Linked DNA regions of Homo sapiens: region 1 is linked to region 2. Evidence: chromatin contacts called from ENCODE Hi-C or POLR2A ChIA-PET data. All regions are on one chromosome and are shown on one strand. Each heading gives the region's core, a stretch centred on a gene start or an enhancer-like site at or near the end of the contact. The rest is flanking DNA. Distances are from core to core; before and after follow the strand shown. Region 1 overlaps ARHGAP31 (Rho GTPase activating protein 31). Region 2 holds the start of CD80 (CD80 molecule).

Region 1 (3,985 bases), core at 783-3,282, 160 kb before region 2:
CCCCTTTGGGCAGAAAGAAAGAGCCAAGCATTGGTTTATGCCCTATGGTTTTATGCCTAGAGGCCTATGTATCTTGAACTTGGCTGTTTCCATATGCTTTCGCTTCCTAGTTTTTGTGTCAAGTCATGATTTTCAGTTGGTAGGTTCATTCATGTATCTATTTATTCATTCATTTATTATGTATCATTAAACATTAATTAGGCACCAGCTATGTATCAGCCATGTGCAAACCACAATATCCTTTGTTGGAGTAGACGTGTATACAGTTGCACATGAGGTAACACCGACCACCAAAATAACACATAACATTTGTTCTCACAGCTGTATCCTTCAGGGCTGACTTGCCTGTATCTCTCTCTTCTATTTCTGTTAAGTAACCAACAAGCACCATTACAAATTACAAGGCAAAGGACTTGTCTGGCAACAGACTGTTAAAACTCCCCTATACTTATCCCATGACTTTCCAGCCCCTTTAATACAAGACATTTTTCTCTTTCAAAAATGGGTCAGACCAAAACAATACAGAAAATCTTTAGAACAACATTTTAAAAATAATTCTAAACCCGGGCCGGGTGTGGTGGCTCATGCCTGTAATCCCAGCACTTTGGGAGGCTGAGGCAGGTGGATCACTTGAGGCCAGGAGTTCGAGACCAGCCTGGCCAACATGGTGAAATCCTCTCTGTACTAAAAAAAATACAAGAAATTAGCCAGGCGTGGTGGTGCATGCCTATAATTCCAGCTACTCAGGAAGCCGAGGCACAAGAATCACTTAAACCCAGGAGGCAGAGGCTGAGGCACGAGAATCGTTTGAACCCAGGAGGCAGAGATTGCAGTGAGCTGAGATTGCGCCACTGCACTCCAGCCTGTCTCAAAAAAAAAATAATAATAATTCTAAACCTGTATAACACTCAGTGAGATCTTCTTAAGTTAACTCGATACTTTCAGCATTTTCTTACTTTTATATTCATCTATTTGCTTTGGTTTGGAAACTTCTTGGCAGTTATTGCCCAGTTTTGCAGGAGTTAATATTTCAACATATAGGTTTTTATATACATGGCATGTGAGTATTAGGTCATCTAACTGCTGAGTCTCGATGTCCTCATGTGTTAAAGATCATTACACTTCCTTACAGGGTGGTCATAAGAATTTTAAGCATACAGTTATGTAAGATGCCCAGTTTAGTGCTTAGTACCAAGTTAGAAATTATTTTCTAGATTCCTGGCAACTCGCGTATCATCTCCAAGCTTATTTACTTCCCACGTAGGCTTTTCTCTTCCTTGCCTTTATTTCTAAGTCAAGAACTTGGTCTGGGCATAGTGGCTCATGCCTGTCATCCCAGCACTTTGGGAGGCCGAGGCAGGCAGATCACCTGAGGTCAGGAGTTCAAGACCAGCCTGGCCAACATGGTGAGATCTCCTCTCTACTAAAAATACAAAAATTAGCCGGGCGCGGTGGCAGGTGCCTGTAATCCCAGCTACTCAGGAGGTTGAGGCAGGAGAATCACTTCAACCCGGGAGGTGGAGGTTGCAGTGAGCCGAGATCACGACACTGCACTCCAGCCTGGGCGACAGAGCTGTACTCCATCTCAAAAAAAAAAAAAAAAATTCACTCCTCACAACTGTGCTTTCTAACAGTTAGTTAATTTACATTTCTAGTTTCTCATCCTCTGAATCAACAGGAAGAAGCCTGAGAAAAGGTGGGGAAGGTCTAGTTGTTAATAGCATTTGTTTCCTTGCTGGGAAATCAAACCCCCCTGTCTGGGTCCATCTGCCAGAGAAAACTTAAAACAAAAAGTTTTAAAGTTCTAAAATAAGACAAGATTCTGTTTATTTTTCCTTTTTGTCTTCTTCATTTTGAGCAAACATCATCCTACCGCCTCCCATCTGTCTCTTTATTTTTTCATGGTCTACATTTAATGCCTAGTAGATGATGGCTCTGTTTAGCAACTTTAGCAGTAATCTTTTTTTGAAAACTGCTCTACCTGCAAAGTTTAAAAGTGATCTGTATGGCACAACAGCAAATGAACCTACCAAAGCATCATGCTGAAATTCTGTGCATATGAGGAAGTGCTTTCTCTTTTGTCATCCAGATGTTACCTGTCTTTATCTGGGCGGTTATGCCCCTGTTAGAATGCTGTGCCTCTCTAGTATTCAAATGTCGTGTGCCTGCCCTTACTGGAAGGCCTGCTATTGTATGTGTGCCCCGGCTGCTGACCATACACTTGTTCCTTTTTACTAGGAAAAGAAACCAAGGGAAATTTCAATCGAACAGTTACCACCGGTGGATTTTTCATTCCAGCAACAAAGATGCACTCCACCGGCACCGGCAGCTCATGTGACCTCACCAAGCAGGAGGGCGAATGGGGCCAGGAGGGGATGCCTCCCGGGGCTGAGGGTGGCTTTGATGTGAGCAGTGATCGCAGCCATCTCCAGGGCGCTCAGGCCCGGCCCCCACCGGAACAGCTGAAGGTTTTCCGGCCTGTTGAGGATCCGGAGAGCGAGCAAACAGCCCCAAAGATGTTGGGTATGTTCTACACTTCGAACGACAGCCCTAGCAAATCCGTCTTCACCAGCAGCCTCTTCCAGATGGAGCCCTCGCCGCGTAACCAGCGCAAGGCGCTGAACATCTCCGAGCCCTTTGCGGTATCTGTGCCGCTCCGCGTGTCCGCAGTCATCAGCACCAACAGCACGCCGTGCAGAACACCCCCGAAGGAGCTGCAGTCTCTTTCCAGCCTGGAAGAGTTTTCTTTTCATGGATCAGAGAGCGGAGGCTGGCCAGAAGAAGAGAAACCGCTGGGAGCTGAGACTTCTGCAGGTAAGTAGAGGAGAGAGGGTATCTTTCCGTTGCAAGAGAGAAAAACCAGACTTAAATTTGCTTGAGTTTGCAAGGCAATATAGTGCGGTGGTTAAGCCTGTGGGCTCTAGAGCCCGATTGGGTACAAATCCACGCTCTGCCATTTTACTGCGTGATCTTCAGCAGGTTAATGTAACCACTCTGTGCCTCGGTTTCTTAATCTGTAAAATGGGAATAATTATGTTAATAATACCTTTTTCATAAGTTTGTTGTAAATATTAAATTATTTAATACATATGAAGCTCTCAGAACAGTGTCTACATACAATAAGTATATAATAAATATTACCTATTATTATTTTATTTGCTCACAGAGTGAGAAGGCAGGAGAAAAACTCACAGAATGGAATGCAGAGCTGCAGAGCTGGAATTGGGGATTCAGTTCTTCCAGTCTCCTTCTCTTTCCATCCACCCATCCTTATTTCTACTTTATATTTGCAGACAACATGGCTAGCAACCCTAGCAACGAGAAAGAGCATCCCTCTCCCAATTTTCTGATATCAAATGCAGGAAGGATTCTGATTGGATCTGCCTGAGTCCCATGCCCAGCCTTGGACCAATCACTGTTTCCAGCTAATTGGGTTCTGAGATTGGCCAGACTTGAGTCTCTGGGTGTGTCTGGAGTGAAGAGAGTTTCTTTAATTAACAAGCAAACATGGGCCACATAAAATGGAAGCAGGGAGAACCCCAAAGGAAAGGGTGGCTGACAATCAAACCAACAAATGTTTATTGTGATTTAGGAATGTTTCTTTTCCGTTAATATTAGTCATTTTCAGCACCTATTAGGTTGTCAGGCACTCTCCTAAGTGTCCTGCAAATATTATCTCATTTCTCCCCTCTATCCTATGATATAGATAGTCACTATTATCCCCATTTCCTTAAAGAGGAATGGTTTATTTGCTGAATCACTCATAGCAAGGAAGTGGAAACACCAGGATTTTAATCCAGACTTTAAAAAAATCCATGCTTGTAACACTATACCACGCTCCCTCCTGTGTTCACTATGGGCTGTGGAGTTAAAAGATTGTTAAGACATGATCCCTTCCCCACAGTGAGCTCAAAAACTAAGAAGGGAAATTGAAACTCTGCACTGAAGTTCAGCACAGGGTCAGCCTATGGAAGCAGCATAAGAG
Region 2 (3,632 bases), core at 719-3,218:
AGACCAGCCAGCACCAAGAGCTGAAAGAAATTGAGGTATGGACACTTGGATGGTGATGTTCCCTGCCTCCGTGTGTGGCCCATGGCTTCAGATGCTTAGGGTCAAAAGTGAAAGCCAACAATTTGGACCCAAGTAAGACCAGGGCACTTCCCAGGTGCAAAACAGGCAGGGCTGATGACAATCCAATTGCTCACGTAGAAGACCCTCCAGTGATGTTTACAAAACACACAGAGATTGGAGGGTGTTCCTGGGTCTCCAAAGGTTGTGGATTTAGTTTCACAGCCTGAAAAAGGAACAAATAAAAGTCATTCAGGAAGGAAGGTGTGCCTACTTTGAGTTGCAAAACTCTCGAGTTGCCTGCTAAAATTAATTGGAGAGCTTAACCTAAGCAACCTCTAAAGCAGGGCGTGACCCTGAGGAAAAGCGAATGGAAATTCTGTGAGGGGACCAGTTCCAAGAACCAACCACAGCCCTTCCATGAAAAGGCTTTCTACTTAATAGGTGGGGTGAAGATTTGGTTAGAAACAGGAGAGCTCTAAGGACCCTCCATATCTGTTAGCCAACCTGCAAAAGTTCAAATCCTCTTCTGAACATACCAAGAAACATAGAGCAGACAGTAAGGGTGTATTTTGTCCAAGGCAGGACCTAAGTTATGAAACAACTTCTTTCTTGACATATTAACATAAGAAAACAAGTATCTCAATTCTTTAAACCCTCTACTCAAATAATATATCATAAAGGGGTATGAGATCTCAATAACCAGAAAAGTCTATCCATAAAAAGGGAGGGAAAAAAAGACACTGCAGACGTTACTTATCAAAATTATGTACTCCAGGGCCAGGCGTGGTGGCTCACGCCTGTAATCCCAGCACTTTGGGAGGCTGAGGTGGGCGGATTACTTGAGGCCAGGAGTTCCAGACCAGCCTGGCCAACATGGCAAAACCCCATTTCTACCAAAAATACAAAAATTAGCCAGGTGTGGTGGTGGGTGCCTGTAATCCCAGCCACTTGGGAGGCTGAGGCACGAGAATTGCTTGAATCCAGGAGGTGGAGGCTGCAGTGAGCCAAGATGATTGCAACACTGCACTCCAGCCTAGGCGACAGAGTGAGACTCCATCTCAAAAAAAAAAAAAAAAAAAATTATGTACTGTCATGTGAGGTGGCTAGGGATTAATTTTTCCAGTAAATATGTCAAAATTGAGAAATGAAAATAAACACTGTGCTCCACTGTCACCCCTTCAGGCTGCTACCAGGACACAGCCCCGTGCTGCTCAGAGAATGCTTGAGTGTCCTCTTTGGAGACCACCCTAGAGCTAGAGTTCCAGCCACGCCATATTGTTTTATTAGCCATCATCCATTTTAGACAGGATTAGTTAAAAGAGACTTATTCACCAGAATTTGTTTTTCTTAAGATAGAATCTTGCTCTGTCACACAGGCTAGAGTGCAGTGGCGTGACCATAGCTCACCACAGTCTCAACCTCCCGAGCTCAAGCGATTTTCCCACTTTCACTAGAATTTTACTGGCTTGAGAAATTCAAATACGGCCCACAAAAACAATATTTGCTAGGATCTAGGATATTTTAAAATAATGGGCCACAATTCTCACTATGATGCTCCAAATATGTCGGGAAGCCACAGCCTCCTGTGGGAATGAGACCCTAAGGGTTCCTTTGAGGGCAAGCCTGGATCCAGGAGGTGGTAGCAGAGGTATTGTTTGTTTAAAAAGCAGTGAGGTTGCTGGTAACTAGTTCTACCAAGCTATCCCATAGTAAGATAATAGTAAATGTACTTACTTGCTGAAGAAAAATTCCACTTTTTCTTTAAATCCTTTGATTTCAGGGTAAGACTCCACTTCTGAGATGTTCTCTTCTTACAGTCTATAAAGCAATGACAAATCACTTTTTCTTTGGGTAATCTTCAGAGAGGCGACATTTCCCCTTCTAACTTCTGTTACTTTACAGAGGGTTTGAGTTCACTCAGTACTTGTCAGTGCCAGGAGTTGGACAGGGTGTTTGAAGAAGCGCCCTCTGCTGCCGTCTTCTTCTAGTTGCTTTTGTAGAGGCTGTGGCTGGGGCAAATCACACAGCAGCCTCCCTCACCACCGTGCATGGACTAACAAACATGAAACACCACGAGCACCAGGCGGCCTAGGGGAGGAGAAGAATGGTGCCCGAGAAGAGTGAGGGGCATCTGGCTAGCCTTGCTGTGTGATGGGAGGCCAGCTTCATGGGCTGGCTGTTTCTGTGCTGGTCTCAAGTTTTGTTTTAGCACCCAGAGTTACTCCTGAGTCCCTGCAGGAATAAGCTGTCAACCTCATATGTAGGGGACACTTTTGGGAGAGTGCTCAGCTCACAGGACCACCCAACTCTACTCCCACCTCTGAATCCCACCATCTTCAGAGAGTGGGCTCCTGCCAGCCACGCTGGACAGTGAATTCTGGTCACCCTAGCCACAGTTGAGTGCGCCTCTGGTGGGATGAGGAAGACTTTAGTCATGCCCATCACTCCCATTTCCAACTAGGTTGCCACCCACCCCTGTGTGTCCCTTTGTAGGATTCTGGAGCCCCTGTGAGTGAGCAGCTGACCCATGCTGGACCAGTGTACTTGTTTGCACAGGTGGAACCTGACAGCACCTTGCATGGGTTGCAGTGAGCCGAGATCACAACACTACAATCCAGCTTGGGTAACAGAGCAAGACTCCATCTCAAAAAAAAAAAAAAAAAAAAGACGCCATCCTTCCCACACCAGCCAGAAAGAGAGCAAACCGTGTGGGTGAGAAATACTGACTACAGCGGCGGCTTCCTTCATCTCAGCAACAAGTTTGTGGCAGAGCTTAGTGGATACCACCCTATTCACCTGAGATTTGGAATACTGAAGCTTTGGAAATCATGAAGGCAGAACTTGCTATGAAAGGACTCCACTGCACTGTCTCCTTCTGTATTGGCAGAAGGGGCCTAGTGAGCACCCTTCTTCACCTGTGTCTTGTTCTGGTCTCAGATGCATATTTTGAATAGTTGCAAGGAATATGGATGTGACAATTCCTGCCTTACCTCTAGTAGATCAACATTACATTTTCAAGTAAAGGGAACATAGATTGGAGGTAAGTTCATGTTTTCTATTTTCTTGAACATTTATTCAGATCAAAGAAATGTTTTCACTGATTTTAGCCACTTCTACTTGATACATTATTACAATGCACTGGAAGTGATTTTTTTTCCAGGTATTTAAAGTAATAGAAAGTTATAGATGTCAACTTAAAAGAGCAAAGAAATACAGAGTTTTAGAAATTTATTTTCTTTTTTTTTTTTTAGATGAAGTCTTTCTCTGCCGCCCAGGCTGGAGTGCAGTGGTGCAATCTTGGCTCACTGCAACCTCCGCCTCCTGGGTTCAAGCAATTCTTCTGCCTCAGCCTCCTGAGTAGCTGGGACTACAGGCGTGTGCCACCATGCCAGGCTAATTTTTAAATTTTTAGTAGAGATGGGGTTTCACCATATTGGCCAGGCTGGTCTCAAACTCCTGACCTTGTGATCCACCCTCCTCGGCCTCCCAAAGTGCTGGGATTACAGGCATGAGCCACTGCACCCAGCCGAGTTTTAGAAATTTCATGAGGGACTACATGAATACAAATTTTG

Evidence for each region. A loop is a pair of places that touch in the nucleus more often than their neighbours do. ChIA-PET counts read pairs that join two places held with the same protein, here RNA polymerase II (POLR2A). Pooled maps may share reads with other maps.
Region 1: a pooled map shows a loop between it and region 2 (7-fold over the local background). The contact joins the enhancer-like site here to the promoter of CD80 in region 2. A Hi-C loop is called at or near these places in 7 of 37 single-sample maps with no recorded cell type and 4 of 50 pooled maps. POLR2A ChIA-PET finds 5 or more read pairs at or near these places in 2 of 52 experiments (Panc1 and T-cell).

The regions. Positions count from the first base shown.
Region 1 is chr3:119,399,584-119,403,568 of GRCh38, forward strand. ARHGAP31 (Rho GTPase activating protein 31) reads left to right here. Exons shown (of 12, transcript NM_020754.4): 10 at 2,239-2,814. LOC124906273 (a long non-coding RNA gene) reads right to left here. Exons shown (of 2, transcript XR_007096027.1): 2 at 1-3,014. Among named protein-coding and RNA genes, the nearest start is that of TMEM39A, 62 kb to the right of the region's middle. Within about 2 kb of position 2,033, at least 2 of the 41 ENCODE cell types and tissues checked have a DNase peak (open chromatin) inside an H3K27ac peak, as active enhancers do.
Region 2 is chr3:119,557,646-119,561,277 of GRCh38, forward strand. It overlaps CD80 (CD80 molecule), which reads right to left and starts at 1,969. Exons shown (of 7, transcript NM_005191.4): 1 at 1,795-1,969; 2 at 1-283. The coding sequence starts at 83. It overlaps LOC107986118 (a long non-coding RNA gene), which reads left to right and starts at 2,785. Exons shown (of 2, transcript XR_001740861.2): 1 at 2,785-3,100. RefSeq lists a silencer at 277-571 and enhancers at 277-571, 933-1,092, 1,363-1,422, 2,193-2,242.